Regions from separate parts of the Mus musculus genome. Here region 2 is linked to region 1. A link is a contact called in ENCODE POLR2A ChIA-PET data. All regions are on one chromosome and are shown on one strand. Each heading gives the region's core, a stretch centred on a gene start or an enhancer-like site at or near the end of the contact. The rest is flanking DNA. Distances are from core to core; before and after follow the strand shown.

The links. ChIA-PET counts read pairs that join two places held with the same protein, here RNA polymerase II (POLR2A).
Region 2: POLR2A ChIA-PET joins it to region 1 with 16 read pairs in Patski. The contact joins the enhancer-like site here to the promoter of Thrap3 in region 1. POLR2A ChIA-PET finds 5 or more read pairs at or near these places in 4 of 5 experiments (Patski and embryonic stem cell).

The regions. Positions count from the first base shown.
Region 1 is chr4:126,200,765-126,204,152 of GRCm38, reverse strand. Thrap3 (thyroid hormone receptor associated protein 3) reads left to right here and starts at 1,443. Exons shown (of 12, transcript NM_001356455.1): 1 at 1,443-1,583. It overlaps Gm25323 (a small nuclear RNA gene), which reads left to right and starts at 2,876; the gene lies at 2,876-2,978.
Region 2 is chr4:126,129,755-126,133,204 of GRCm38, reverse strand. The region is part of intron 6 of Stk40 (serine/threonine kinase 40); the gene reads right to left. Among named protein-coding and RNA genes, the nearest start is that of Eva1b, 17 kb to the left of the region's middle. Within about 2 kb of position 1,449, at least 1 of the 3 ENCODE cell types and tissues checked has a DNase peak (open chromatin) inside an H3K27ac peak, as active enhancers do.

The DNA of each region.
Region 1 (3,388 bases), core at 194-2,693:
CTTCGTTCACTTGCCAGGAGCAGAAACAGCCACTACTCTTCGAGTCTTTGTTCTGTACCCCAAACCCTCCCAATAAATCTGCTTTATGAGATTTGCTGCCTGGTATGGCTTTCTCATTGGAAGAAGCTAAGAAGAAAAGAAGCCATGAAGAGAAGAAGAGAAGAAAGATCAGGGCTGAGGCTCCCGAGCTGCAATGCCTCTGCTGAAGAGGCTTCCTCTCAGAGCGTAGCGGTTCCTGGGCCTTCCGAATCCCTGGATACCCTTCCTTCCATCTGAACAGGAACAGTTTCAATAGCTACAGCAGTACAGTAGCTCGTAAATGCATGACAGAAAAGGTGACGTTTGAACGCTTACATGTGCAGGATTCACTAAGGCAAGCAAGTGCAGAGAAAACCAAACTGCTCTAAAAAACCTTAGTGACCATGTGAGAAACAGCCTCGTAGTGACTTAACATCTGTAAGCTCAGCAGTCATGAATGAGGCTGAGACGAAAAGGCTGCCTTGAGTTTAGGGGACGGCCTGTGCTACCCGGTGATTTCCAGGACAGCTTGGCATACAACGGGAGATTCTGTTCTAAAAATTAAAGTTAACAAAAAACAAAAAAAAACAAAAAACAAAAACCAAGGAGAAAACACAAATCCCAGGGTTTCACTTTCCAGGACATTTGTGGTTCCACAGGTACTAATATACTTCCTGGGCCCATGTTCTTAAAAAACTTCTCTGGGCCAAGTTTGAGGCCAGCCTGCTCTACCTAGAGTATTTCAGTATACCGAGAACCCTGTCTAGAATCCCCGCTCCCCATGAAAAAAATCCCCAAACTAAAAACCTCTTTGGGCTCTTATTGCCATTAAATGGGACAGGAGGTGGCTGTAGGAGAGACCGAGATCCAACGGACTTCTGGGTCCCCTGAGATCACACTATCAAAACAACTCTTCTCCATTTTGCGTTGCGTTTTCTGGGTTCCGGGTGATCAAGTGCCTTCCTTTGTCGGGGACCTCCCAACAACTCTGTGAGGTACAAATTATGAGCCTCACTTTATACAACGATCTGTTCAAGGTCAGAAAGCAGGGGAAGGGTAAGGCACAGAACGAATGCCAAGAGGCCTGATGGCCACCAAACTAGAGACTTTCCGGGGACGTAAGCAGAAGACGAGTGGGTGGGGCTCGGGCCCTCCCTCAGTCCCCCGGAGAGGCCTCTCCAAAATGGTGGGGGCAGTGGCGTCAGCAACGCCCGGGCCCCTTCCGTCCACCTCCCTCCCTCTTCCTCAGGCCACCCAGGCGGGAGCGGGGGGAGGGGGGAACGGAGGCGCAACGCAGTCGCCCACGTGACCGCCGATCTTCGGGCGCGTGACGCAAAGCGGCGGGCCCAACGCTCGCTCTGCCTTGTGGGAAATAGAGTTCGAGAGGACGTCCGGTGAGTCAGGAGAGAGAAACCTAGGACTACATTTCCCAGGAGGTAGCGGAGCGAGGCGGTAGCCGCCGTCGTCGGAGAGCGGGGACGCGGGGCGCGCTAGCGGGCGGGGGCGAGCTTCGGGCCGGTTGTGCCGTTGCGAGATTGCAGCTGTAGTCGCTCCGGCCGGTCAAGGTGAGTGGACGCAGTTGATGGGAGTGAGGACAGCTCAGCTAATCTCTGTGTGTTGGGGTTTTCCTCTTTTCTGGGCGCCGGCTGGGCCCCGGCGAGGGTTAGGCCTAGCGTGCGGCGGCTTCCTCCACGCTCGGCCCGGGCCTGCTCCGAGCGGGCCCTGCTCCATCGGCTCCTCCCCCTCCCCGCCCTTCTCCGCTTCCCTCCGCTCCGGCCTAGTTCTCCGGGCTCCGGCCGCCTTCTCTCTGAAACAGCTTGCACACTTCTGTGCACTGTGCGGGAACGACGGCTTCCACCAACTCCATCTCCCCCCCGCCCCCCAAATCCTGTTTTACGAACCTCGTTATTTGAATTTTTTTTTTCCGGGAACTCTTGCACGCCCTTCCCCCACCAGTCTCCATTGGCCTGGTTCTGTCTTCTAGGGCCCATGTGGCTGCTAGCACACTAAATGTTAGTACTTCTTCTGTGTTTGTTTTTTTTTTAAACTTGTTTGTTCTTTTGTTTTGTTTTCTTCCTCTCTTGGCCAAAAGAGGCCTATTCCAAGTTTATTTCCTATCGGAAAAATAGTTCCCACTTTCTTCCTTTGGTTGCAAGTGAGGCCGACTTGCGTTCCTTCGGTGATTGGCGTGTGCCCTGCTGGTGAGAAGCAGTTGTGTCCCACACTTAAACAACTTTTCTCTTATTTTCTTTGCTCTTGTGATTCTTAATGGGTGGAGCGTGGCGGCGGTAGTTGGCGGCAACATTGGTGGCCCAGAAGTTGGAAGCCATCGGTGAGAGTCCTATGTTAACGAGGAGCTTGCTAATTGGATAGAAACAATATGGCAAGGACGTTATAGGACAGAGCCAAGAAAGACGGCTTTATCAGCTTTTGCGTTTAAATTTCAGTTTTTACTTTAACGTACTTAAGTTTTTTTGTTTTTTTTTTTCTTTTTCTAAAATGGCAGTGCACAACCCTGGCTACCTTTAGTGTAAATATTCAACGAAATTCACTGACGGTTAACCCCTTGTTACCGGGTATGGGAGTTTTCGATTGTGGGTCCTAAGTCGAAAGGCATGTATCCAACTGTCTTTTTTCAGATCTTTCCTAGTTTTGTTTGTGGAAATACTGTCCGTGTGTAGTCAATCCTATTATTTAGACAGCTTAGGTGTATATATTATTCTGTATAAATGTTAAAGACGGCTGGTGCCTTGAAACTTGTGGAGAAAAGTTGGTCTTTGTAGTTTTTAGTTAATTTGCAGATGTGTATCTTGAATTAATATTAGTACTTAGTGAATCAAAAAGTAATGCAGCGAGCTTGCTTTGGCAGCACACATACTAAAATTGGAACGATACAGAGAAGATTAGCAATGGCCCCTGCGCAAATGCAGCTATTTTGGCATGATTGCTTTTTTTTTTTTTTTTTTTTTTAATTTTTGTTTTGCCTAAGACAAGGTCCAGGCTGGCCTCTGAACTCTGTATGTAGCTGATACTGGCCTTGAACTCTTGAGCCTCCTACCTCTACCTTAGAGCGGCTTTTGCCCCTACACCCAACTTGTTTTTGTGTGTGTTGTTTTGTTTTTTGAAGACAGGGTCTTACTGTGTATCTCTGGTTGACCCAAGATTCCAGCCTCCCACTGCCTCGCAAAGGTGAGCCCACCACTCTGGTTTGATTACATTTTGTAAAAAGAACTGGTTGAAGGTTACTACATGTCTGGATGGCTGGGTGTGGTGGTTCTTGTCTTTAATCATAACACTCCGAGGCAATGGTAGGCAGGTTTCTGAGTTCCAGGCCAGCTAGAACTACATAGTGAGAACTTGTCTCAGGAGT
Region 2 (3,450 bases), core at 200-2,699, 71 kb after region 1:
CCTTCTGTTCTAGCCAGGCCGACTCATCTCTTGAGTTTCAGACTGCCTTGGCCTTAAAAAAATAAAAAATAAAAAAGACCAATTCCTCCCTCACCCCCAAAGTCTCCAGGCAGGCGGCTTTTGGCTCGGAACCTTTCTAGGAAGCTCATGGTGTGGTCCTCGCAGCTGGGGGTGAAGACAGCCCTCGCCAAGAGGCCTGTGGGAGCACCGGTGAAGAGGGGTGTCTCTTCCTAGCTGCAGTGCCACTGCTGAGAATCAGCAGTGAGGCACTCAGTGAGGGGCCTTGAGCACCTCTTTCTAGAACAGTCTCCAGGGAGGGTGGAGGGTGGGCTCAAGAACAGGGTATATGGCTGCAAATGGATTTCCCCAGGAGCTGCATCCAAGAGGCTCTAAGAGCCCTTCAGCTACTTCAGGGAATTCTGCTGGCAAAGGGCTTGGTGCAAACAAAAGCCAGTCTGTCCTCCACATTTCCCATTGAAGTGTGGGCACCAGCTCTTATCCAGGAAGTCCTACAGAAGCCTGGTTGGTGGCCTGCAGGCTAGAATGTAAACAAAGGGTCTCAGCAAGGGTCATCTGCACATCTAGATGCAAAATGCCCCAGCTCTGAGCCTCCTATGCCACTGCTCCACACAGGACTGCACAGCTTTACAGAACAGCCCTGTGTGTCTGAACTGGCCACTGTAGCCACGAATGGATCCTGTGGTCTCTCAGAGGATCCTCAGAGGAGGCTTAGGGTGCTGGGAGGATAGCTCAAAGCAGAGGCAGAGAGTCTGAGACTCAGATGCCCGGGCCTGATCCTGTCTCTGCATTTCCTTGCTGGGTGAAGGTCTTGGGAAACTCAATGCCCTTTTCTGTGAAGGGGACTATGGCAGAGCCTGACTCTCAGGACTGGGCAGGCTCTGAACAGGTAAGATGGCCCTCCATGGGGTTGACAGAGGAAGCTGTCAATAGCCTCTCACTCTCTGCCAGCCAGCATGCCCAGGAGAGCCCACAGGAGACCGACTCTGACATGAGTGACAACAGGCTCTGGAGGCTCTCCCACAGGAAATGCCATGGTCAGCCCAGAGACCTCCTAAAGCTTAGCAATAGTGGCCTGCCTTGCCACTACCACCACCCACGCTGGGAGAGTGGCAAAGAGCTCCCCAGGAGCCCCAGACCCCCCAGTTAGTTGGTCCTGAAAGGAGAGCAAGAGCATCGAGGGGTGGCGGGGCAATGTGCGTCAGCAAGGCCTGCTTTGGGTGAGTCACACTTCAGCTATGGCCCCTGGGCTACCACAGTGTTCTGCTTTTCTAGGAATTGGTATGCAGCTTGCCTACCCAAGAGGAAGGAGGAGAAGGAACCCACAGTCAGCCTCACATAACCCCAAGGAGGACTTTAGACATTTCAGCCCTTGCTTCCCCGTTCCCTTCCCTGGGGCTCTCGTCCCATTTGTCTGCATTCCACTGGCTAGCACAAGAACCTGGCAGGGTGGGGGAGAGAGGGCTGGCATGCCTGGGTACTTAAGTGGAAGGTAGCTGGAGCCTGTCTGTCCTAAGTGAGGTGCAGTGAGCACTCTGCAAGCTGAAGATACTTGAGACCTGCTACAGCTATACTGAGGGCTCCAGAGGTGTAGAACCAGGGGCTGGGAGATGGGAGAAAGCAAAACCACCAGTGGAAGAAAGAAGCCTAGCACACTAGTGTAGTTAACAGCCAGGAACCCAACCGTGTGTTTCCATGACAACCCCTGGGATGCTCATTTAGAGAGCCGGCAAGCCAACAAGCAGCTGTTATGAAGAGCCTGAGCTCTCTAGTCCAGCTGGTTGGGACATGGGTTTTGCAATGTCCACAGAAGGCCTAGGACAGGCAGGACCCAAGCTTTCCTTTTTCTCACTCATATTCATACGTACATACATACGTATGTATATATGTATATATTATGTGTGTGTATACATATATGTATACACACACACACACACACACACATATACATAAATACTTTTTTTTAAGACAGGGTCTTTCTTGCTTATATAGCTCAAGCTGACTCAAGCTTGTGATGCCCCTTGCCTCTGGCTTCCAAGTGTTAGAAACCAGGCCTAAGCTCTCGCATTCAGATGATAAACTCATTCTCTCTAAGGCAATACCCTCTCCACAACTTGCCAAGGTGGCCAGCACCCTCTAACACCTGCCTTCCTCTTCGAGTCCCAGCCAGGATTGGAGGGCCCTTGGTCTCATCCGAGAGGTAGGAGCTCCCGGCCCATTCTTCTGTTTCTCACTCACAGGAACCTCAGGTTCTGATAGAATTGACATTCGTGTGTTCTTAGGAAGGGCCAACCCCAACCTGGCAATTTTACATCTGTATGTATCTCAGGCTGCTCTTTGTAGGAAGGTGGAATCACTCCACTTCTACAGATGAGAAGCAAGCGCAGAGTTCTGGTAACTAGAGACGTGAACGAATTCACTGAACAAGTAAATAAACATACAAGAGGCGCAGTCGGCGGTGCAGGGCGGGCTCTGAGCCAGGTCCGACCCCCACATCCTGCCCCTTCATCTTCCCTAACTCCTCACTTAGCCAGATGGGGTGAAAGCAGTCCTGGAATTTCCTGTTTCCTTCCCTCCCCTCTGCAATGTGTGACACTAAGGATTGTGTCCTTTCACGTTCTCAGGCTGGCAAACCTTTGCTCATCCTTCCTAACCAGCCAGCATGCAGCTAGCTCCCCGACACCGTCCTCGGTATGTGATGTGTGCTTTCTGGTCATCAGACGGCAAGCTACATGGGGTAGGCCAGAAATAAGTCTGTAGTTTCAACCTCAGGGAGCTGGGAGAGAGCAGGGTCGCTTAGCTGGCTCTGTATGGTACTATGTTGTATCAGCTGGAGCTTTGAAACCTGTGGTTCTCACCCTCCTGAGTGGTCCACCTTCCTACAGCTTCTTTTCCCATGACCACTGAGGCTTCAGCTATTAGACAAGGACAGTGGGACCTCTCCTGGGCTGACCACATCATGGAACAAATCCCCACTATGACTTGTGCTATAAGCATATGCTGCTGCCATTTTGCCTTCTAACCTACCCAGAAGAGAAAGGGAAGGAGAGAGGCTCAGAGAAGCAGGTGAGGGTACCTCCCGAGTACTGTCATTCCAGGACTGTGGAGTCCGCAGGGCAGTTTTTCCTTCCACAGGGTCCTGAAACCTTGCTTAGTTGCTGCCCTTGCACCATTGCCCTAGTCATGGTTGAAGGGGCCAGCGCCCAAGAGAGCAATCTGCTGCTCCTCCCCCACCAAGACCCAGGCAACTCTGTCTGATACTGGAAATGTCAAGTGCTGCTTTCTTTCTGTGACTCTGAACACCCAGTTTCAGCAAGATGGTATTCCCAACCCTAGGATTCTGGGATGCTGGACTGTTGTGAGTCACCTCCCACAGGTAGCTGCTGCATGTAGCCAACGCTGAGGTTAAGTGGCGGCGGAATGAATGGGTGC